Linked DNA regions of Homo sapiens: region 2 is linked to region 1. The links are chromatin loops, found by intact Hi-C in ENCODE. Cell type or tissue: PC-9. All regions are shown on one strand. Links, peaks and the distances in the headings refer to the core of each region. The heading gives the core; the rest is flanking DNA.

Region 1 (11,019 bases), core at 1,707-9,706:
CTTTGACTTGGCATAATGTTTTCAAGGTTCAATCCAAGTTGAAGCCTGTATCAGTATTTCATTGCTTTTCATGGCTTAATAATATTCTGTTGTATGGCTATAACAACTCTTGTTTATCCATTCCACCACTGATGGAAATTCGGGTTGTTTCCACTTTTTAGCTATTATGAATAATGCTGCTACGCTGCTGTAACCATTCATGTACAAGTTTTTGAATGGACATATGCTTTCATTTTTCTTGGGTGTGAGATACACACACATGCATATACATACACACACACCTAAGAGCGAAATTGTTGGGTCATGTGGTAATCTATGTTTCATCATTTGGGAAACCGACAGACTGTTTTCTAAAACAGCTGCACCATTTTACATACCCACTAGCTGTGTTCGCTTCTGTACTTTTGTAATCTTATATGTCATGTTTAAAACTTTTGAACCACCTAAAATTCTTCCTATTGTATGATACAAGGGTCCAAATTTGCATTTTTCCAGATGGATACCCCATTGTAGTAATGTCTTCTCAATGTCTTTGTTGTAAATGAGATCACTGTCCACATCAGGGTCTATTCTGTATAATCTAATCTTTTCCATTGATCTCTCTGTCCATTCATGTGCTGTGGATGTACTGCTTTAATTATTGTGGCTTTATGATATGTTCCCTCACTCTTACTTTTTAAAAACACACTCATCATAAGCATTTATTAGACCTTTATATATAGTGCAGGGGTAGAGACTGTGTAAATCAAACCCAACATTGTTCCTGCTGCCTAGAAGCTTGTAATGAATAAAAGCTAGTTCTGCTCCCATGACCTCTGACAAATGCATTACATAAATTGCCCTATTTAATCCTTATAAGTCTATGAGGAAAGGTAGAGTTTTTCATTCCTAGTTTAAATACAAGGAAACTGAGGCTTTGAGACAAATCTGGAGACAGAAACCTGCAGTATTGCCTTTCAAAAAGCAACTGCCTCAGGTGTTCTTGGGCACCTTGCCAAGAGAGGAACAGTCCAGGGAAGTGTGGTGGAAAATTCCATTTAATGTGTTCACTGGAGCCATTGGCTTTCTCATGGTAGAAGGACTGTGGTGAGTCTTGTGAGGACAGCCCCACATCTTGGAATGAAAGCCTCTCGGACATAAATATGGTCATCACCCAGTGCTAAATTGCCATTGAGAACCTAGATAGTAAGGAAGTGAGGGTTTGACTTTGGCTATATTCTCTTCTCAGACTGTGTAACTCAAGATCCCTGGAAGGGATGGAGTTTGGGATTCCCCCGCCCCTGCCGCCTCACAAAGGGATAGCAAAAGCATTTGCCACAGAAAACATACAAAGCCCCATAAAGTCGCAACCAATGAAATCATCATCTCTTCCCAGGCAGACCCAGTCTTTGACCTTGGCCAATTTCCACTTTCTGGGGAGTTGTAAGGCAAGGAAACTGATTCACTCAAGGAAAAGACCTGCTTAACTTTCATATCATCAGACTTATCAAACACTTGGGGTTTGGGGGTTATGGGATTAGTACAGCATCATATGACTGCCCTGGAAGTGTTCACATGTAAGAATGTGGGGTAAACCCATGCGGAACATAAAACCTCAAAAGGATTTTGCCTGGAACTAGCAATAAACATGCAATCCAAGTTGTCTTAATATTTCAAAACTTCCTCTAAAGGAAAAAAATGTTCATCTGTCTGTCTTCTTCCTCCCTGTCTCTACCATTCCTCCAGACCGTTTGTTTTATGGGATGCATTTTTCCAAAGTTTTAACTATTCCATCTGGTGGTGGGTGACTCATTCTTTATTATTATTATTTTTTATCATGGGAAAATAGTATATTTAGTCCAGGTCAGTGTGACCTGGTTTTGAAGATCCCAATTTTGCTGACTTTGTTTTAGACATCACTGTGGGGGAGGAGCTGGGTAGGTAGTCACTTCTTTATCTGCTGCATAGCCTGGAACAGGGCAGGTGCTTTCTTATGGTTGACAGGTCTGGGGCTCTCTGATCCAGACTCCCTCAGTGATGGCCAGTGATAACCAGTTTATTCCTTTTTTTTTTTTTTGAGACAGAGTCTCACTCTGTCGTCCAGGCTGGAGTGCAGTGGTGCGATCACGGCTCACTACAACCTCCATCTCCCGGGCTCAACCAATTCTTATGCCTCAGCCTCCTGAGTAGCTGGGATTATGGGCACCCAGCACCATACCTGGCTAATTTTTTTGTATTTTTAGTAGGGACGGGGTTTCACCATATTGGCCAAGTTGGTTTGAACTCCTGACCTCAGGCGATCTGCCCGCCTCGGCCTCCCAGAGTACTGGGATTACAGGCATGAGCTGCTGTGCCTGTTATCATGGGAAAATAGTATATTTAGTCCCGATCAGAGTGACCTAGTTTTGAAGATCCCAATTTTGCTGACTTTGTCTTAGACATCACTGTGGTGGAGGAGCTAGACAGGTAGTCACTTCTCTATCTGGTGCATGGCCTGGAACAAGCTTCTTTCTCCATGGGTTCTCTCTGGAAACTTCTTGGACTGTCTTGAGGAGCTGGAAGATGGGGGGCCATTGCTTCTCCTCCTCTAGGCCATTTTCTTGGCTTTAGTATTTTGGGGGACAGCTAATTTAATTTCAGTCACTATCTTAGATTTAGAGGTGCACTGAAAATCTGGAAGAAGCGAGATACCACTGCAGAAGGAGCAAGACTCCATTGCTTGAGGGAGACGGACCATTTCTCACGCAGAAATTATAGTCCACTGTACTAGAAGACATTCGTTTATGTTCTAAATCTCTTGGCCTCTGAGGATATAATGAGGACAATGGCAATATTTTAAACATTTGCCCATGGGAAGTGTATCAGCTTATCCTGGAAGGGGCTCTGATTTTGGTGTGTCTTCCACCTTTTCTGGATTCCACCCAAGCAATTACAAGTGTGTCAGCTGGAAAGAGCTAATAGAATAATAAGGTATGGGTATAAGCTTCAGTAGGACGACACAGTTTTGCCCCTGACTGACTGAAAATTCCCAGTCAATTTCTTGTGTCAATACAGAGCTAATGCTTATTTTAGAAACATGCTTAGCATTGAAGCGGAAAAGAATTGTAAGCCGCTGTCTTGAGAATTCCGTGGATAAGGTAAAGAAGAATCCTTCTTCAGGTTCTTGCAAGCAGAGCAATCCACTTGCAGGTGGCAGAACACCTGGTGATTGGTACCCTCATTCTGAAGGACCTTTCCCTTAACACGGGTTCTGTTTTTGCTGTGGCAGCCCTCCTTGCCTGGGAGGCTTTACGGCAAATAGCGACACAGCCTATCGTAGGGGTGGCACCAGTGAAGACCCACAAAAAAACCATAATACAGTTTCTTGGGAAGTACTCCTGAGAAGTGTAGGAAACACATTTGAGCTCTCTGTAGAATCCCTCAGACATATGGAGGACTTCAGTCTCCCTTGGAAATGGAACCAACTATGTGATGCTCTCTCCTTAAGCCTCTCAGGCCAACAGGTCCTCCTTCCTCTGTGTTTCTCAGCACTTGGTTCACAGATACCTTGCTGAGTTGAAATTAAGGCATTTGAGGGCAGAAATGCATCTTGCTCATTTTTGTATCTTGAAGTATGACAGCTCAATAAATAATTATTAAATAAACCCCATCATCACACTGGGGAAATCGAATAACCACTCTATACCATTGACTGCTATTTTGCCAAGACCTTGGTTCCATAAGCAACATTGACCACTGATGCCTAAGTTATACTCCCTTGATTAAGTACATATGGCATATGGTACAGTGTCTATGATACAGCAATCAGTCAACAAACGTTTGTGTCCTCCCATCCACCACCCCACCACAACTTGATGGGTACAGTGGTGACTTCTTTCCAAGAAGCACCTCACTGTCTTTGATCAGACTTGACCCAAAGTCATCTAGTTTCTAAATCATGCTTCAAGCCACATTTGATTCTTGCCTTGGAACTGGCCTCTCTGAAGGGTTTTAAGGCAGAATATTTCTACTAGGCTTTCCAGATACTCTGGTAAAACATTCCTTCTGCTACACTTGTGTGATAACTGTTTGTGTGCTAGGTTAGATGGAGTTCATAGTATCTCATATTTGGTTGTTCAGAAGTGTTCTTTGACTTGGGAAGTCTGGGACTAGGAAGGAGATGGGTGAGTGTGAATTAGTAAACCATGGACCAAAGGAGATGTTTCACATGTATTATGACCTTGTCTTGTATAATGCCCCCAGTGATATTTGAAAACACCAAGTTGAGTGCCCTTCACCTTCCCTGTGTTGGGTCAGCAGGTGAGGGATATGCCAAGCCCAGTCTCCTGGGGTCTCTACTCCATCTTGCTCCTATCCCTCCTAGCTCATGGCTCTGTGGGTGGTGACTTCTAGGGAGGCCCAAAAGCTGCAGTGGTTTCTCAGTCTCTAGCTGATTCTGTTTGGGTGGTCTATTATTCTTCCCATGTTTCTCTATTCTTAAGTCTTCAGTATTTCTATCCCTTGGATAGTGTTGAAATTGTGAGTGTTTTTAACTGAGTGTCGACAGTTCTGGATGTAACGAGTTCAGCAACTGCATTATCAGGGTCTGAATTGGCAGTGTTGTATCAGCCCTTGTGATCATTTCAAAATGCTCTTCCTTGTGGCTTTTGAGTTAGGTAATTGCTGGAATTCTCCTCCAAGTGGAGCAGTGATTGTAGATTCTTTTGAGTTAGGTAATTGCTGGAATTCTCCTCCAATGGGAGCAGTGATTCTTCTGAGTAAGAGAAGCTGAATAGGCTCTACCCCATGTTAAAACAAATGTTCATTTATAGGATCCAATCTAGACTGTCTATATGCTAGTCAGATGCTACTTTAGTAGAATCATCAGCATCAAAGTTTAGTTCTCTTAATTGGCATTGATTCCCTCTCTTCCCCACTAAATTGGAAGTCCTTAAGTGTAGATGACATTTCATACTGATTTGTATTGCATTTGTCACCCCTATTCCACTTCCTCTGGATCCGAGCACAAGGTCTGGTCATAGTTAATGCTCCATATATATTGATTTATTTCACAAGTCAATGTGTTTATGCAGCAATGAATAAACATATTTCTTCCCCTGGAAGATCTCACAGTCTCTCCAACAAGGTTTAGTGTGTGCAGTTCCTTTAAGGGGGTGGCTTTTTGGCAGAGGTAGGAGGAAACTGTACAACTGGCCATGTAAATTTTGTTTTCCCAGATTCCATTTAAAATTTTTATATTTGTTCCTGATTAGACTCTTAGAGGACTGGAGTATGAAATTAGAAAATTGAAGTCACTTTTCTGGTTTTTGTTTTTTTGTATTTTTTGTTTTGAGACAGGGTCTCACTCTGTCTCCCAGGCCGGAATGCAGTGGTGTGATTATAGCTCACTGCAGCCTCTATCTCCTGGGCTCAAGTGATCCTTCTGCCTCAGCCTCCTGTGTAGCTGGGACTATGCCTGGCTAATTTTTCAAAATTTTTAGTAGAGGCAAGGTCTTGCTATATTGCCCAGGCTGGTCTGGAACTCCTGGACTCAAGCAATCCTCCCTCCTTATCCTTCAAAAATGTTGGAATTACAGGTGTGAGCTATGATGCCTAGCCACTTTTTTCTTTTTGTCTTAGGGCATGAGTTGGAAAACTACCTCAGCCAAGGGCCTTCAAGCTAAGAATGATTTTTATGAATAAACATTTGCAATTGATTTAATGATAGGAAATGCTAATGTTGAACCCCAATTAAGCAAAATGTTACCCCCACTAAAAAAAATTTCCACTCCCATTGGTAGATCTGTATCACAAAGCATTGGAATAAAGTATTATTATTATATTTTGAATTTTGTCAATAAAAAGTTTGTGGACATTTGTATTCTCTCTGGCTATAGTAGTAGTTCCTGAAAGATAACCTTGATTTTGCCTGTTGGCCTGCTCTAGAATTGGGGCTGGCAAGCTTTCTTGTAATGAGCAGATAGGAAATATTCTAGGATTTGTGGTCATATATTCTGTGTTGCAATGACTCAATTCTGGCATGGTAGCCTGGAAGTAGCCACTGATACTATGTAAACAAAAGTGCATGGCTGTGTTCCAATAAATATCTATGGACGCCAAAGTTGAAATTTCATATAATTTTCATGCGTCATGAAATATTATCCTTCTTTTGATTTTCCTCAGTCATTTAAAAATGTAAAAGCCATTTGTATGGCTTGAGGGCCATATAAAAACAGGTGTCGAGTCTGATTTAGGTATATAGTTCACTGACCCCTGTTCTAGAGGATCAGGCAGTAGCCCCGAGTAATGCCTGACCTGACTAGGTTAGCTCAGACACTTTAGTGAACCTGGAAGAATATGCAGGTTATGTCTGGTCTAATGACAAACTCCCTTCTCACCAAAGCCATGCCCCTGTTCCGTGGCCCTAAGGGACCTAAACCACCTCTCTGCCCACCCCCACCCCCTCCCTCCCTCTGCCCCCATCCTCCATTCCTTCCTATCCCACACGCCTAGCTCTCTAAAATCTGTCTAGGAAAGAGTTTCTTCAGGATGCAGCATCAGCGCTGGGCCCCTTCCAGCTCTTAGTTGGAAGCTCTTTCCAAGGATGGAGAAGCTGAAACAGCTGCATTTTTTTTTTCTTCTTCTAGAATCATCCAGCGAGGGGGTGAGTTCAGGACTCTGGCAGCTCCTGTGTAAATGCTGAGCAGCTAAAGACAGCACAAATCCGGAGCAAACGCTGCTGCTCCCAAACCAGGGAGAATGGCTCATCAAAGCCAGTGCTCCAAGCATCTGCGTTTATTTTGAGGCCAGGGCTGGGGAAGGGGAGTCTCTCTCGCTCAGCTGGGTGTCCATGAAGAGGCTCCAGGGCAGGATCGCATCTGCGGCTCCTTCAATGAGACCACTGTCCTGATTGTCAGTCCTGTTGCCCCTGGCATTATGGTTCTGTGCCAGAGGTTTAGCCAGCTGTGCTGTTTGTCTCACGAAGAAAGTTTCCAGAAACACTTTTTCCCTTTCTGCTTGAATGACCAAGTTTCAGAAAAATCCAATGATAATGTGCAGGCGTTTCAAATCTGTAATTTTAGCTGGGATGTTTGGGGTCGCGTTGCCTGGGAGATTTAAGGGGTGAACATGTAAAAGTCTATGAAATAACCGACAAAACATCCTCCCAAGCCCGGAATGCTGAAGCAACAGAGGAGGAGTGAGAATGGGTTGGACTCGCAGAGTTTATAGGAGATGGTTTTAGCTTATGGGGCTGTGTGTTGTCACTCTGATATGACACAGAAGGTCCGTGAAGGCAGGGGCTCTATTTTTTGTATCCTGTACATATCCTAGGAAAGGGTGGTCTTGGGACTTCACTGCATCCCAACCAGCATCTTCTGTCCGCTGTGGACCTAGGCTGTGCTGATTGTATGGGCAGAGAAGGGGCAAGATTATCTCGCTACCTGGGGGATAAGGGGTTGGCAGGTAACCATGGTGACAAAGGCCTAGAGACTTCAAGAGGGGGACAAGGGAGCAGAGACGGAGCTCTGGGGCCGTGGCCTTGATCTTCTCTCTGCTGGCCACCAAGTGAATGTCTCAGTGTCCTCCTTTTGGGGAAGCCTGTGGTCAGGGGACTTTGAAGTGCTGGAACTGAAATTTTTTGTTTTGTTTTGTTGTTGTTTTTTTTTGTCGTTGGTGGTGGTGTTTGAGACAGAATCTGTCTCTGTCACCCAGGCTGGAGTGCAATAGCACAATCCCCGCTCACTGCAACCTCCACCTCCTGGGTTCAAGCGATTCTCCTGCCTCAGGTTCCCAAGTAGCTGGGATTACAGGCATGCACCACCACGCCCAGCTAATTTTTGTATTTTTAGTAGAGACAGGGTTTCGCCTTTTTGCCAGGCTGGTCTTGAACACCTGACCTCAGGTGATCTGCCCACCTCAGCCTCCCAAAGTGCTGAGATCACAGGCATGAGCCACTGTGCCCAGCCAAAAGTTTAAAAAAGTGGGGAGGAAGGGATTTTCCTCGTTGACATGCATTTCCTGTAATGCAAATTTTGCAAAATAAGAATTATGTAGGAATTTTAAAAATTTGAGACAGGGTCTCACTGCCACACAGGCTGGAGTGCAGCGGCATGATCGTGGCTCACTGTAGCCTTGACTTCCTGGGCTCAAGCGATCTTCCCACCTCAGCCTCCTGAGTAGCTGGGACCACAGGTGCATGCCACCAAGTCTGGCTAATTTTAAAATTTTTTTATAGAGTCAGGTTCTCACCCTGTTGCCCGGGATGGAATTATGTAGTATTTTATGAAGAAAAGGATATATTTTAAAACATACATTGCATCCATTCCATGGAATACCACGTAGCTGGTAAAAGGAATGGGGCACAGCTGTCTGTTGCCTCCAAGGCACATTAGCAAGTGAAAATAGCAAGGTACAGGATGCTAGAATAGTGTGAGCTTACTTGTATAAAATAACTTTATCTGTATTTTTCTGTGAATATCTTATGTAGAGAATATTATGCATAGGAAATTCCTGGAAGGATGCACAGTTTATTGATAGTCATTGCCAGGAAGGGGCTGACACTGGGAGGGTTTTAAGATGGGGGAAATTTTCATTGCATATGTTTTAATTGTTGCTTTATATATGTACACATATGTGCATATAAATATGTATACATATATGTGTATATATATTATATATGTATATATAAATATGTTTTCATCATATGCATACACTCCATTTTTCCAATAAAAGCTTAATAAAAATAGAAGGAAATATACAAAAGAAGTCATTGAGAAGGTATTTGGCATCATGGAAGCTTCCGGAGCTGGCTACCCTTGGCCTGTTGTGGATATTGAGATATGGAGAATGAAGCAAAAGACAATACTGGGTCATTTCACGGGTGGCAAACCCTGCCCCTCCTACCCGGCCCAGCCCTGTGCAGCTTCCCTTATCTGAGCCATAAATTCTCAGACACACAATGGCAAGTCAGCCCAAGGCTGGGCTTGGTGTTTACAGAGGGAAAATCTGGGAACTGTTGGAATGAAGAATGGCATCCCAAGCTCCTGGCTAGAAGTGGGGGCTCCCAGGGCATCCCCAGAGACCAAGGGACTGGACCAGCAGTGGTCAATCTGGGGTTAACCTCTCCAGCTATCCTGAGATTCTCCACAAAACGATTTAGAGCATCAATCCCCAAGCCCAAGAAGAAACTTCAATTTGGAACAGATTAGTCAAGAATTTTGCTGTTTCGTCCAAGTTAAGGGAAAGAACCTTTGTTGTTGCTGTCTCTGCAAGATGTGACTTGCTGGGGAGAAGTTAATGTAGTGGTTCCCATGGGGAGAGGCCTTCCATTTTATCTTTTTTTTTCCTTGATAAAATATAGAAGACTCACCCATATTATCCATACACTGGAGTCCTATTTAGTTCACTAGGTATATGAGCTATAAAGGGACTTTCCCCCGCCACCCCCCCAAAAAAATCTTCCTTTTGCTCTTGTGCTGTTTATTTTTTATTTTTTTTATAATTGTACTTTAAGTCCTGGGATACATGTGCAGAACATGCAGGTTTGTTACATAGGTATACACGTGCCATGGTGGTTTGCTGCACCCATCAACTCATCATCTGCATTAGGTATTTCTCCTAATGCTCTCCCTCCCCTAGCCCCCCACCCCACAACAGGCCCCAGTGTGTAATGTTCCCTCCCTGTGTCCATGTGTTCTCATTGTTCAACTCCCACTTATGAGTGAGAACATGCGGTGTTTGGTTTTCTTTGTGCTGTTTTTATTTGTATTTGTTTTTTTTAAAAAAAGAAAAAGTAAACATAGGAGTTTTTCCACGGCCCAAATTCTGAGCTTGGTAAATCATCTTTTTTTCGCGGGGGACTGATGAGGGGGCTTTGCCCTGCCAGTCTACTTTCTTCAGAATCAGTGTTTACAACTACGCACCTCAAAGGCTTTCCTTCCCTGATTTGCCTCTTCCCAGCTGAGCTGAATTTCTTCTTTCCAGGATGGTGACCAAATCCCCACCTTTCTCCTTTCCATCACCTTCTCAGCACAAACCCACCTGGCTCTCTCCTTTGAGAACTGAGTATCAACAACCAGGCTGAGCAAAGCGTTTGGCATGATTTCAGCCACTTCTGTCCAGCAGCTGATGAGGAGAGATGAGACAGAAGGAGCAGCTCCAGCTTGGCCCTGCCAGCCAGCGGCCAGGCACTTACGGAGTGTCCTCTCCATGGGTCCCGTAGGTGGCCCAGTGGACACCAGCCTGTCACAGTGAGGACTCACAGTATTGCTGCAGTCCCCAAGTAGATGTCATGGTCATGAGAGACTTAAGGTTCCGTTTAATATTGTCTTGCTGTCATCTAAGTCCCAATGGTTGGAGAAGGCTTTTTGGAGAAAGCAGGACTTGAACTGGGCTTTAACGGTTACATGGGATTTATGGAAAAGTGGGGAAAAATAAGGAATTCCAGATGGAGAGAAATAGTGGAAGTGGATAACCATACCAAAGGTGCTTTCGATGAACCCAGTGACCTCCAATGGCAAGATACAGAAGCGGGGCACAGGTCCCCTCCGCAGAATTTCATCCCCAATTGATGTTCAAATGAGAACAAGTCTCAGACCAAATTTAGCTGTACTCCAAAAATCTGTTAGCAAGCAGGCCCCAAAACAGTCTTACAGTTTATCCTCTGGGCCCCAGCTCTCTGGCATTTAGGTATTCTGCCCAAAAAACATCTGGCTTAAGGTAAGTGCAAGAAAATACACGGGGCAGGATTTAGCTACCCTAGTGGATCAGGCAACAGAATCTTCCAGCCTTCTGTGGACCCTGCACTGCATTTTGTCCTGAGCCTAGGATACAACTGTGAATGGTATGGCCTGCTGGGCTTACCCAGACTCTTACATCCTGTTCATGTGAGGGTGGAAGTGCTGGAACAGTATTTCCAGCCACTCCATTTATCCTGAGCACCACTCATTTCAGCAAAGAAACATTTTTAGCAACCACGAAAATAGCTGAAGGCTTGTAGTAGCTGCTTCTGGGTGTGGACTTCAGATTGGAGTCCTTCAACCAACCAGCAGCCTCTGGTGT
Region 2 (11,019 bases), core at 2,004-10,003, 56 kb after region 1:
GCCCTGGGACCCACTGGGGAGACCTTACTGCCACAGAGGCGAGAGGACCCTTTCCCTGTGGACCCTAGGGAGCCTGTTGTTAGTGGACCACAGGCAAGTCTGTCACTGTCTCAGCCTTTTCTCAGGCTGCTGGCTGACCAGGGGGACCAGGAAAGGCTGAGAGAGCAAAGATCTTGTACCAGGCTGGGGCTGGCAAAGAGGGAGGACCATACACTAGAAGTTACCAATGGCACGCTCATTGTCTGCTAGGGCCTGGCTGCCAGGCAGGAGCCTGGGCAGAGGTGTGCAACCTGGCTCCCTTCAGCAGTGCGTCTGTCAGCCCAGTACAGTGTCGGGTTTGCTTATGAAGTGACCAAATTCTTTGATTCCTTTCTTTGTAGGGGGTGCCACATGCCAGAGGAGGGCTGAAGGCTGTTCTGAGCCTGCCCTGTGCCTCATATCAGCTCTGTTGGTACAGGACCAGATCTGGTGCTGGACCCAGGCTGTGGCCTGGCCTCAGCCAACCCTCTGCGATGCCCCGACAGGGTCGATCCTCTTCGTCTCAGCTTTCAGGACAACACATTAACTGCCTGTCACATTAACTGCCCTCACTGCGCAACCTGCAGACCCTGGGACTGTGGAGGGGCCCCAGACAGTGATAACAATGGCCTCCTTGTATTTAATATGGGCCAGGCCCTGTGGAAACACTATCACGTTTTGTCTCATTGAATTTTCAAAACAACCCTAGTATTATTATTTTATAAAGAAGGAAAGCAAGGCTCAGAGAGGCTGTCACATACCCAAGGTTAAATCTATGAGGTCCTGAAGCCCGGATTGAAATCAAGTTACATGAACTCCAGGGTCTATATAAACAGACTGTAGAGTCCAAACCACACAGGACTGGGCTCTGGGGACCCTGGTATCCTCACCCTGGGGAAGCTGGAAGGGATACTCTTGCAGCCCAGGCTGAGGACTGTCCCACAGGGGCTAAGCACAGGCTGCCTGTCCTCCCACTGTCTCCTGGGCCAGGAGTAGGGGAGCTACCTCCATCCTGGGTCCCCCAAATCCATTTTTCATGGCAGGAGTTTCTGGATTCCTAGCATTACCCTCTCCCCCAAAGCACAGGGGTCCACCTGAGCTCAGGGCACTGCAGCGTCCTTCCATTGGCTGCTGCTTCCATCATCTCCCCCTACAACCTCCCCCACCTCACAGCCTGCCTGTGCTTTCACGTGGAGCCTCCTTGAAGGCCCAGGCCTTCCCTCTCACGCGGAGGGCGCAGCACAAGGACTTCTCAAAATCAAGAGTGGGAGGGAATACATTTCGAGCTCTGCCACTTCTGTTGTGAACTCATTATGCATATTCCCATGGAGTTTCATGATTCAGAAAGACACCACGGGCATGGTGGCTTGCGCCTGTAATCCCAACAATTTGGGAGGCCAAGGCGGGCAGTCAGTTGAGGTCAGGAGTTTGAGACCAGCCTGGCCAACATGATGAAACCCCATCTCTGCTAAAAATACAAAAATTAGCCGGGGGGGGGGGGGGGGTGGTGCACCCCTGTAATCCCAACTACTCGGGAAACTGTAGCAAGAGAATTGCTTGAACCTGGGAGGAAGAGGTTGCAGTGAGCCGAGATTGCACCATTGCACTCCAGCCTGGGTGACAGAATGAGACTCTGTCAGAAAAACAAAACAAAAGACACTGGAGACCCATGTTCAAGGGTGCTTACACATTCACGACCTGTCTGTCATAATAGTAATGCAACAAATTACCTCTTTTTCTCCCCCATGGTTGTTTATAAAGGTAGCTTATTGAAGCATAGCTTCATAGTCTAGTGCCTACTATGCAGGTGGAATAAGGGAGGAACACAATGATTTCACGTTCTGTGCTTCTGACACAGTTGCAGGTGTTTTTTATTCTCAAATTGCACACGTTCAACCTCATCCCACATAAGCTCAGGGTCATCTTTGAGGCTCGGCGCAAAGATCACATACCCTGGGCATCCTTCCTTTGTCCTAAATATTCCTCACACCCTCCTGTGGTTCTCACAGAACTTTGACCTTGTCCATTATAGCACTACTATATCACAATGCACTTGACCAGGAGCTGTTAAAAATCTACCAGCTACTCAAGCTTTTCTTAGGACTGACTCCTGAAATTTCGATGTGTCCCTCTCAGCTAGTACATGGAAGTCATCCAATATTTGCTGAATGAGTGATTGAACTATATTATGGTAAAAGTGTAGGATTTAGAAACCTGGTCCTCTTTCTCCCTGTGCTATTGATTAGCACTTGTCTTTTTAGAAAATATATTCTATTTAAAAGCCACAATAGCTATCCCAACAGCCGGGCACTCTCTGGACTGCTAAGTGCATGATATATCATGTACATAATGATATTTTGTGTGTGTGGTAGGGGGCTTGAGCCTCATTTTGCAGGGGAGAAAGCTGAGTCTTGGCAAGGTTAAACAACGTGCCCACAGCCCTTCCGTGGCTACAGACCAAACACTATGGACTGTGACTGATGGGATTCATGATACTGCATGTTCTCCCTCCCAACTTGCTTAAAGTTTAAAGTCCAGCTGGGCATTTTTGTCTTCTAGACTTCCACCCGAAGAGTTATTTCCAAGTTGCTCCCAGTGTACCATATCTGCAAACGTTTGTCTTATTTGTTCATACCACAGATTCCAGAACGGAAACAGCTTGCCATCCCAAAGACGGAGTCTCCAGAGGGCTACTATGAAGAGGCTGAGCCATATGACACATCCCTCAATGGTACATCCCAGCGGCTGGGGCTTGGGAGGGTGACTTACTGCTTCCTGCACAGATGTTGGTGCAGACTTACCTGGGGGTAACAGATACACTCATCCTGGGCTGGGTGACAGAGGGTAGTCTGGGCTGCTGTGACAGGAAAGCATGGTCCAAATTGAGAACTGGCCACAGAGCATTCAGCCTTTAGTGTGAATGGGGAGCCAAGACCCACAGCAGACCTAGCTGTCCTGCAAGGAGGAATGAGGGATGGTACACAACAAATAGATTGACTGCATCTGATGTTTTCTGTGGTTCCTGCCTGCAAGTTGTGAGATTTCAGCACAAAGGTGACAGAAGAGAGGAGTGTTGGCCAACAGGCCCAAGGCCCTGGTCAGCAATGGAAGTGGCGGTCAGGCTGAGTCTGAGCTCAGTTTCCATGTTCTTTCACTGGACTCATAGTTATGGTGCTCCCGCTGTGTCAGGGACAGGAGCCCAGTCATCCCAGCACTGACATTCCGTGAGAGAAAACAGACAACAAATAAACAGCATGTGTCGGTGGTGATAAGTGAGAGGATGGAAAACAGAACAGGAGCTGGGCTTCTGCAGGACAGGGGAGTTACTTTAGATAGGGAAGGCTTCTCTGATAGCATGACTTAAACAGATTCCTGAATGAAGTGGAGAGTGAGTCAGGCAGATACATTCAGGAAGAACTTTCCAGACAGAGAACATGGTATCTGCAAAAGCGTCAAGGCAGGAGAGCTCTGGGTGTGTCTGAGGAACAACAAGGAGGCCAGCATGGCAGGAGCAGGGGAGAATGAAAGGAGGTGGGGACGCAGATGGGGCTGCCAGCCACAGGAATGACTTTGGCCTAGTTCTGAATGAGGAAAGACTGCAAACCTCCAGAGGGTTACTTAGGGACTGACCTAACTTAGTGTATTACTCTGTGCTCATGCTGCTAATAAAGACACGCCCGAGACTAGGTAACTGATAAAGGAAAGAGGTTTAATGGACTCACAGTTCCACATGGTTGGAGAGGCCTCACAATCATGGTGGAAGACGAAGAGCAAAGACGTCTTACATGGCAGTAGCAAGAGAGAGCGTGTACAGGGAAACTCCCCTTTATAAAACCGTCAGATCTCGTGAGACTTATTCACTATCACGAGAACAGCATGGGAAAGACTCACCCCCATGATTCAATTACCTCCCACCAGGTCCCTCCCATGACACGTGAGAATTATGGGAGCTACAATTCAAGACGAGATTTGGGTGGAGACACAGCCAAACTATATCACTTAGGTATTGAAAAGATCGCCCTGGACACTGTGTGAGCGGCTCTGTAGGCAGGGCTCATGCTAACACCCTCTGTCCTTGGCTGATGGCTCTCAGCCTGAGGAAGTTGGATCAAAAGTGCTCTTGGTGTGGGGATTTGATCACACAGGAAGGCTTTGAGATTCAGAAAGAAGTGGTTGTGACCCTCGTCTCTGTGGCAGCTGGACTGTGGTCCTCCCCTTCTGTCCTCCTTCTCTTTCCTTCCTTTGTAGGTGAAAGGGCTTTCAAAGCATAAATCAATCAGCAGATATAAAAGGCTAGGGCCCCTGGGGCTGGGAATGAACTAGGCTGAGGAAGGTGTTGTTGGTTCCATAAAGAGCAGGACCAGGAATGAGATGGAACCAACCTAAGTGCCATCAACCAATGAGGGGGATAAAGAAAATGTGGTACATACACACCACAGAATACTACTCAGCCAGAAAAAGGTATAAAATAATGTTTTTTGCAGAAACTTGGATGGAGCTAGAGGCCATTATTCTAAGTGAAGTAACTCAGGATGAAAAACCAAATATCTTATGTTCTCACTTATAAGTGGGAGCTAAGCAATGAAGACCCAAAGGCATGAGTGATATAATGGACTTTGGGGACTAGCGGGGGAAGATTGGGAGTGGGGGTGAGGGATAAAAGACTACATATTCGGTACAGTGTACACCACTCGAATGACAGTGCACTATCTCAGAAATCATCATTAAAGAATGCATCCACCTGAACCCCAAAAACTATTGAAATAAAAATAAAAAGAACAGGACCAGGGATGAGATGGGACCGGTGACTGGGAGCGGGATGGGATTCCCCTGCCCTTCCTTCACACTTACCTGCCACCTCCTGCTGGGAACTCTGTGGGAAGTGAGCGCCTGTTTAGGCTGAGTCTATTCTAAGACGCTGGCTTTGTGGGCAGCCAGCACTTAGCATTGACCCACTGAGCATGCGAGGTGGTGCCAGCTCACCAGTCGGGCTGTGATTTCAGACCAAAGGCGAGGGTGCGGTGCTGCTGTCTGGATGCGCGTTGAAGGTGGAAACAGTGACTCACCGCAGTGAGCACTTCCCTGCTCCCAGGTGTGGCCGGGCCAGCAGGGGCCTGCCTGCCAGACGCACCAGGGGGCCGGTTTGTGGGTCAGACACTCCATCTCGACACAAACAAGTGGTCAGAAAGGCCAGCGCTTCTTGGTTTTGTCTCTCAACTGTGAGTTCATATTGGTCGTAGCCGGGACTAGGGGTCATCCCAAGGACAGCTTGAACTCACTGTGTGGAGTGGGTCAGGAAAGCTCCAAGATGGAGGAAAACCAGCTGCGAGGTGGGAGGGAACATAGCCCTGCCTGTCCTGCCAAGGAGAGGCCTGGGGATGACTTGGGGAGAAGCAGTCATGGTCAGCACAGAGGGAGGCCTTCACCTGCCTTACAAGCTGGCCTGACCTCAGGTCCTGCCTGGTCAAACAGTGTGACATGCAGGTTGTGACTGGAGGAATAGGCGTGGGGCCCCAGCCCCTTGCTATAGTTGGCGGCCATAGCGATTTGCTGACTTCTTGCAAAAGGCCAGTTGCTTGGATTCTTGACCTGCTCTATCAGCCCTATCCCCACACCGCTCCCCTGGGTCATGTCCCTCTCTCTGAGCACATGTGTAATAAGTGCCCTGCTGGCCTGTGCTAGGGATATCGGGGTCTGCCCTGCTTGCCAGAGATACCAGGTTCTTCACTGATGGTGTCTCACCCTGGGGTACTGCTAGCAGCTGTAACAAATAACCCAGCAGCTCCTGTTTATAGTAACACAATGCAAACCTGTTTCTCACTCGGGTATTTCAGTGTGGGGCATTACTCATCCTCATGTAGATTAGGTGCCCGGGCTCCTTCCATGTTTGTCTCGGCCACCCTCGAGGGACGCAAAATCCTCTGCAAAGAGAGAGCAGAGAACCCCTATCTGCTTCTTAACAGCACCAGCCGGAAGTCACGCACATCACTTCTGCCCACAGTCCCTTGGTGACAAGTAGTCACATGGTCATCTCTGGATGTGAAGGGGTCTGGATCTAGGAAATGATGTCCTTGGCTTAGCAGTGGCCTCACCCAACAGCCTACACCTCTGATGGGCAAGCACTAACCTCTGGTGGACTGGCAGCCGAGTTGCCACATCTGGGTCTCTCTCTTTGTGTCTCTGCACTTGGGCGTGCTCCTCTCTTCATTCTGTCTCTCTTCTCTTCCCTCTGTCTGTGCTCCTGGATGTTATGCAGGTCACTCTGGCGGATTTCTCCCCACTGGAGTCCCCAGATGGGTGCAGGTGCCCGAAGGAGTCATTTATGCCACGATCACCTTGGGTACTGCTTACTCCCCGAGCTGGAATGCCAGTGATTCTTGCCTGCTGCCTGTCTCTCAAAGATGTGTGCATGTCCCGAGGGTGGCCACTGTCTTCTTCCTGTCCTCGTGCATGAGTCTTGCACTTGCATGCCACGTGCGATCTTCCAGAGGAGCAACCTACTTGGCTTTCCACAGCCCCCACCCCCCACCCATGTGGTATCAAAACACATGGCTAAAAGACCCACAGTGTGCATGGCTGTTCTGCCCTCAGTTCCACAGGACACAGTGAGGTAGAGTCTACCTAGGGATGGCAGATGGGGATGGCATTATCTCAGCATCCTGCCTCTCATTCCTGTTCACCCTGCCCCTCCTAGAAGCCAAGTATCTGTTTTAAGAATATCATACTGTTTTTGTTTTGTTTTGTTTTTGGGACAGAGTCTGGCTCTGTCACCCAGGCTGAAGTGCAGTGGCATGATCTTGGCTCACTGCAACCTTCACCTCCCAGGTTCAAGGGATTCTCCTGTCTCCGCCTCCCAAGTAGCTGGGATTACAGGCACGCATCACCATGACCGGCTAATTTTTGTATCTTTAGTAGAAACGGGGTTTTGTCATATTGGCCAGACTGGTTTGAAACTCCTGGCCTCAAGTGATCTGCCCTCCTCAGCCTTCCAAAGTACTGGAATTACAGGCATGAGCCACCATGCCTGGCCAAGAATATGCAATGTTTGTGGTGTGCTGTGATCCCTTTTAGGGGTAAAAACAATTATTAATATATTTGCTCTAAATTTCCTCCAAGATACTCCAGGAGTATGATTTGTTGTTCTTTTTTTTTTCTTTTTTTTAGACAGAGTCTCACCCTGCCGCCAGGCTGGAGTGCAGTGGCGCGATCTCAGCTCACCGCAATCTCCACTTCCTGGTTCAAATGATTCTCCTGCCTCAGCCTCCTGAGTAGCTGGGATTATAGGCGTCCATCACCATGCCCGGCTAATTTTTTTTTGTATTTTTAGAAAAGACAGGGTTTCACCATGTTGGCCAGGCTGGTCTCAAACTCCTGACCTCAAGTGATCCACCCGCCTTGGCCTCCCAAATTGCTGGGATTACAGGTGTGAGCCACCATGCCCAGCCTCTTTTTTTTCTCAATGTTTTTTCTTTCATACCTAGTCCTGTTGATGATTTGCCGTTCTTAGTTTCCTAATACCCCCATGGAGGAGGATGGGCAGATGTTAGAATTCTTCATGAAACATGTGGGGCAACCCCAGAAGCACAGAACAGTGGAGACTTACCCAAATTCTTCACAGTAAACTCTGTAGCCTCCTCCATTAATTTTTGTTACTGAAGGAAGTATCCCAATGACAGTATATCATTTTTTAAATGTCGCTTATTATACAGATAATGCAATACTGGCAATAAGGAAAAACATTTTTAAATCACCCTGATCCTACTACCCATCAAATCAACTATTTTGAGCTTTTTCTATGTTGCTTGCAGTGCTGATCTGTTTGCATGTATAGTTCTAACTGTGCTTTCTCCCTTATCATACCTTAGGGAGTTTATCCAGCTGCACACTAGTTTTCAGAGTTTTAAATGATTACAGTTGCATGGACATGACTAAGTGGGTAAAATCATGCTTTACTTACCCAGTCCCCTTCTGCTGACTGCTAAACAGCATTTGAATGAATATCCTAATGCATGTAACATTCTTTCCCACTCCCGCCCTTTTTTTTGAGACTGTCTCACTCTGTTGCGCAGGCTGGAGTGCCAGTGGCACGATCTCAGTTCATTGTAACCTTCGCCTCCTGGGCTCAAGCCATCCTCCCACCTCAGCCTCCCAAGTAGCTGGGACTACAGGTGCATACCACCATGCCCAGCTAATTTTTGTATTTTTTTTAGAGATGGGGTTCTGCCATGCTGCCCAGGCTGGTCTTGAACTCCTGAGCTCAAGTGATCCACCTGCCTTGGCCTCCCAGAATGCCAGAATTACAGGTGTGAGCCACCACGCCTGGCCCCTTCTCTTTTTAAAAAACTAGTTTCCTAGGATAAAATACCAGGACTGGGATTATTGGATCAAAGAGTATGGGTGTTTTTTATGGCTCTTGAAACAGGCTGCCAGACTGCTTTCTGAGAAGCCTGTGTTAATTTACGTTGTCACCTATAACGTAAGAGTTCAGGGTTCCATCCTGGGTAATACTGCTATTTTCAGTCTTATTTAATAGGTATAAATTATACACTTTTATATTAAGCCATTAAGAGAAGTAGTGTCACATGGCTTTTAAAGAAAATTGATACTAAAATGTTTAAAATGTTGTTTTTAGAAATATTAAAACACATTTTCACTGGCACTGTTGCTAGAATAACTATTGCAGAGGCCTCATCCCATTTTTCTATATTCTGTTTCAAATGTGCTTCTTAGTAAAATCAAACGTGCTTCTTAGTAAAATCGACAACATTTTATCTAGCTATACAGATAGGAGAAAGGGCTTCTGGATTCTTCTGCCAAGACTTACGGGTCTATGGGCTGGTCCTCTTCTGAAGGGTGTCATGGGAATGAAGGCAGAGTGTCATTCAGCCTGACTCAAGGGGACAGAACAAGGACTGCCATGCGGAAGTCAGGGAAATAGATGCTGAGTCCATTTCCTAACTGACAGGGCTGCCGGGAATGGGAGTATCCAGGGATCAGGAGATAGTGAGCCCTCCGTGGGAAATTTGGGCAGAGCATCAAGGTTATGATAGACAGGATTCCTGTGCCAGGGGTTGGACTGAAATCCTGAGGTTCCCTTTCCTCCATGTCCTGCTTTTCAGGGATAGATGGATGGATGAATAGAGAGAGAGATAGATCAATCAATCGATGGACAGATGAACTGATTGATTTTTCTTCACATGGTTTTTGTTTTGTCCTTGAATAGAGCAGTAGGACTTGGGAACAGAATAGCTCTTGCAGGGTGGTGGGGGCAGAAACTAGAAACTGAGGCAGTTGGGGTATGCGTAGAATCGTGCATGATTTGTGCTCTGATGAGTTTTAGGATTCTTTCAAAACAAAAGAGGAAGGGTTTAAGTTAGACACTAGTAAAAGGAGCTACATTTGTGCCAGGAGGTATTAGGCAGGGAGGGAGAGCAAGCAGTGTCTGTGGAGGGTATGAGTGGAGGTTTGAAGAAGGGCTATGACTGGGAGAGGGTATTTGGGAGTAAGAAGGTGGCCCCTTTCCCCAGAAAGTGTTTCCTGCTGTGGTTTATTTGGACTTTTATTTCTGAGGAGCCACAGCCCCTTCCCCAGATCTAGGACTGAGCCAGGCCCAGCCAGGCCAGCGGCCATCAGAGGCCTGCCTCACATACAGCTCAGGTGGAGCACGGATGGCGTTCTCTTCCTCCTGAGCCCTTGGAATGCCAGAGGCCAGGCCTGGGAGAACCTGGCAACATCCCACCCCACGCCTTTCATCTTTCATTTGAGGAATTAGAGGCCCCGAGTAGGAGAACTGGCCTTGTCAAGAGCAAACAGTTGGTCTGTGGGGCAGTGTCTTCTCAGGGTTTCTGTGGAGTTGGGAGTGACAGGATTTGAGGAAGAAAAGGGAGAGACTTTGGTTTTCAGTTATTTGTGTTTTGTGGCCACAGGCAGCATCCAAGAAGCCTTGCTGAGGGGTTTGGGGGCAGGAAAGCCAGCCCTGGGATCTGGCTGCTGGCTGTGGGGCTGCTTTGAGGGCAGGGAGAGTCGGGGGCTGTGGTCTGGCTGCTGCTGCTCCTGCCTGCTGCCCTCCCCAGCGATGCTGCTTCAGGACTGTCCCCTGCCCCATGGGGCCCTGACCGAGCTGGTCTTCCTTGCAGAGGACGGAGAGGCTGTGAGCAGCTCCTACGAGTCCTACGATGAAGAGGACGGCAGCAAGGGCAAGTCGGCCCCTTACCAGTGGCCCTCGCCGGAGGCCGGCATCGAGCTGATGCGTGACGCCCGCATCTGCGCCTTCCTGTGGCGCAAGAAGTGGCTGGGACAGTGGGCCAAGCAGCTCTGTGTCATCAAGGACAACAGGCTTCTGGTCAGTCTGCCTTACGTCGTCTTGTCCCCCGACTCCTCTCCTTGGGGAAGGGGCAGGGACAGGGAAGGAGGGACAGGATGGTCCCTGACCTCAGAGGTTTCGAGCTTGTTTATGTCAGGAGATTTTAACTTCTCCCTAATCTGAAATTGTATACAGGATTTTGTGTGTATGGATGAATGTACTTTTTCTGAACCAGAAAGGTCTAGTAGTTTCATCAAGTTCTCAAAGGGGGTTGTGACTACCACCGCCTCCCCCATCCCCATCCCATCCTCCTCTTTGTGAGACAGATACATCTTTCTGTCCCCTGGTCCTTTTTCACATCCTGTCCGCTGGAGTCCAGTCAGGCTCCTCCAGCCCAGCCCCAATTCTGGCTACTGTTTTTTGTTGTTGTTTTGTTTTGTTTGTTTGTTGTTGTTTTTGAGACAGAGTCTTGCTCTGTCGCCCAGGCTGCAGTGCAGTGGCGCAATCTTGGCTCACTGCAAGCTCCACCTCCTGGGTTCAAGTGATTCTCCTGCCTCAGCCTCCTGAGTAGCTGGGATTACAGGCGCCCGCCACCACGCCTGGCTAATTTATGTATTTTTAGTAGAGACGGGGTTTCACCATGTTGGTCAGGCTGGTCTCGAACTCCGGACTTTGTGATCTGCCTGCCTCAGCCTCCC

Evidence for each region. A loop is a pair of places that touch in the nucleus more often than their neighbours do. Peaks named below come from ENCODE experiments on the same cell type or tissue, not always from the same donor. Only the 100,000 strongest peaks of a DNase experiment are listed, where the experiment ranks them.
Region 2: it touches region 1 in a loop (7-fold over the local background); 3 of 110 quality-filtered maps call a loop at or near these places.

The regions. Positions count from the first base shown.
Region 1 is chr10:114,370,250-114,381,268 of GRCh38, reverse strand. All of the region lies in intron 1 of AFAP1L2 (actin filament associated protein 1 like 2), which reads left to right. Among named protein-coding and RNA genes, the nearest start is that of AFAP1L2, 29 kb to the left of the region's middle. In PC-9, for the core only: no CTCF peak of the experiment used is centred there; a DNase peak (open chromatin) is centred at 5,998.
Region 2 is chr10:114,314,901-114,325,919 of GRCh38, reverse strand. It overlaps AFAP1L2 (actin filament associated protein 1 like 2), which reads left to right. Exons shown (of 19, transcript NM_001001936.3): 5 at 2,659-2,749; 6 at 10,155-10,360. It overlaps LOC105378494 (a long non-coding RNA gene), which reads right to left and starts at 4,914. Exons shown (of 3, transcript XR_946334.3): 1 at 4,870-4,914; 2 at 2,820-2,973. RefSeq lists enhancers at 4,587-5,288, 4,699-5,898. In PC-9, for the core only: no CTCF peak of the experiment used is centred there; DNase peaks (open chromatin) are centred at 5,069 and 5,829; H3K4me3 peaks cover 389 bases; H3K27ac peaks cover 3,430 bases.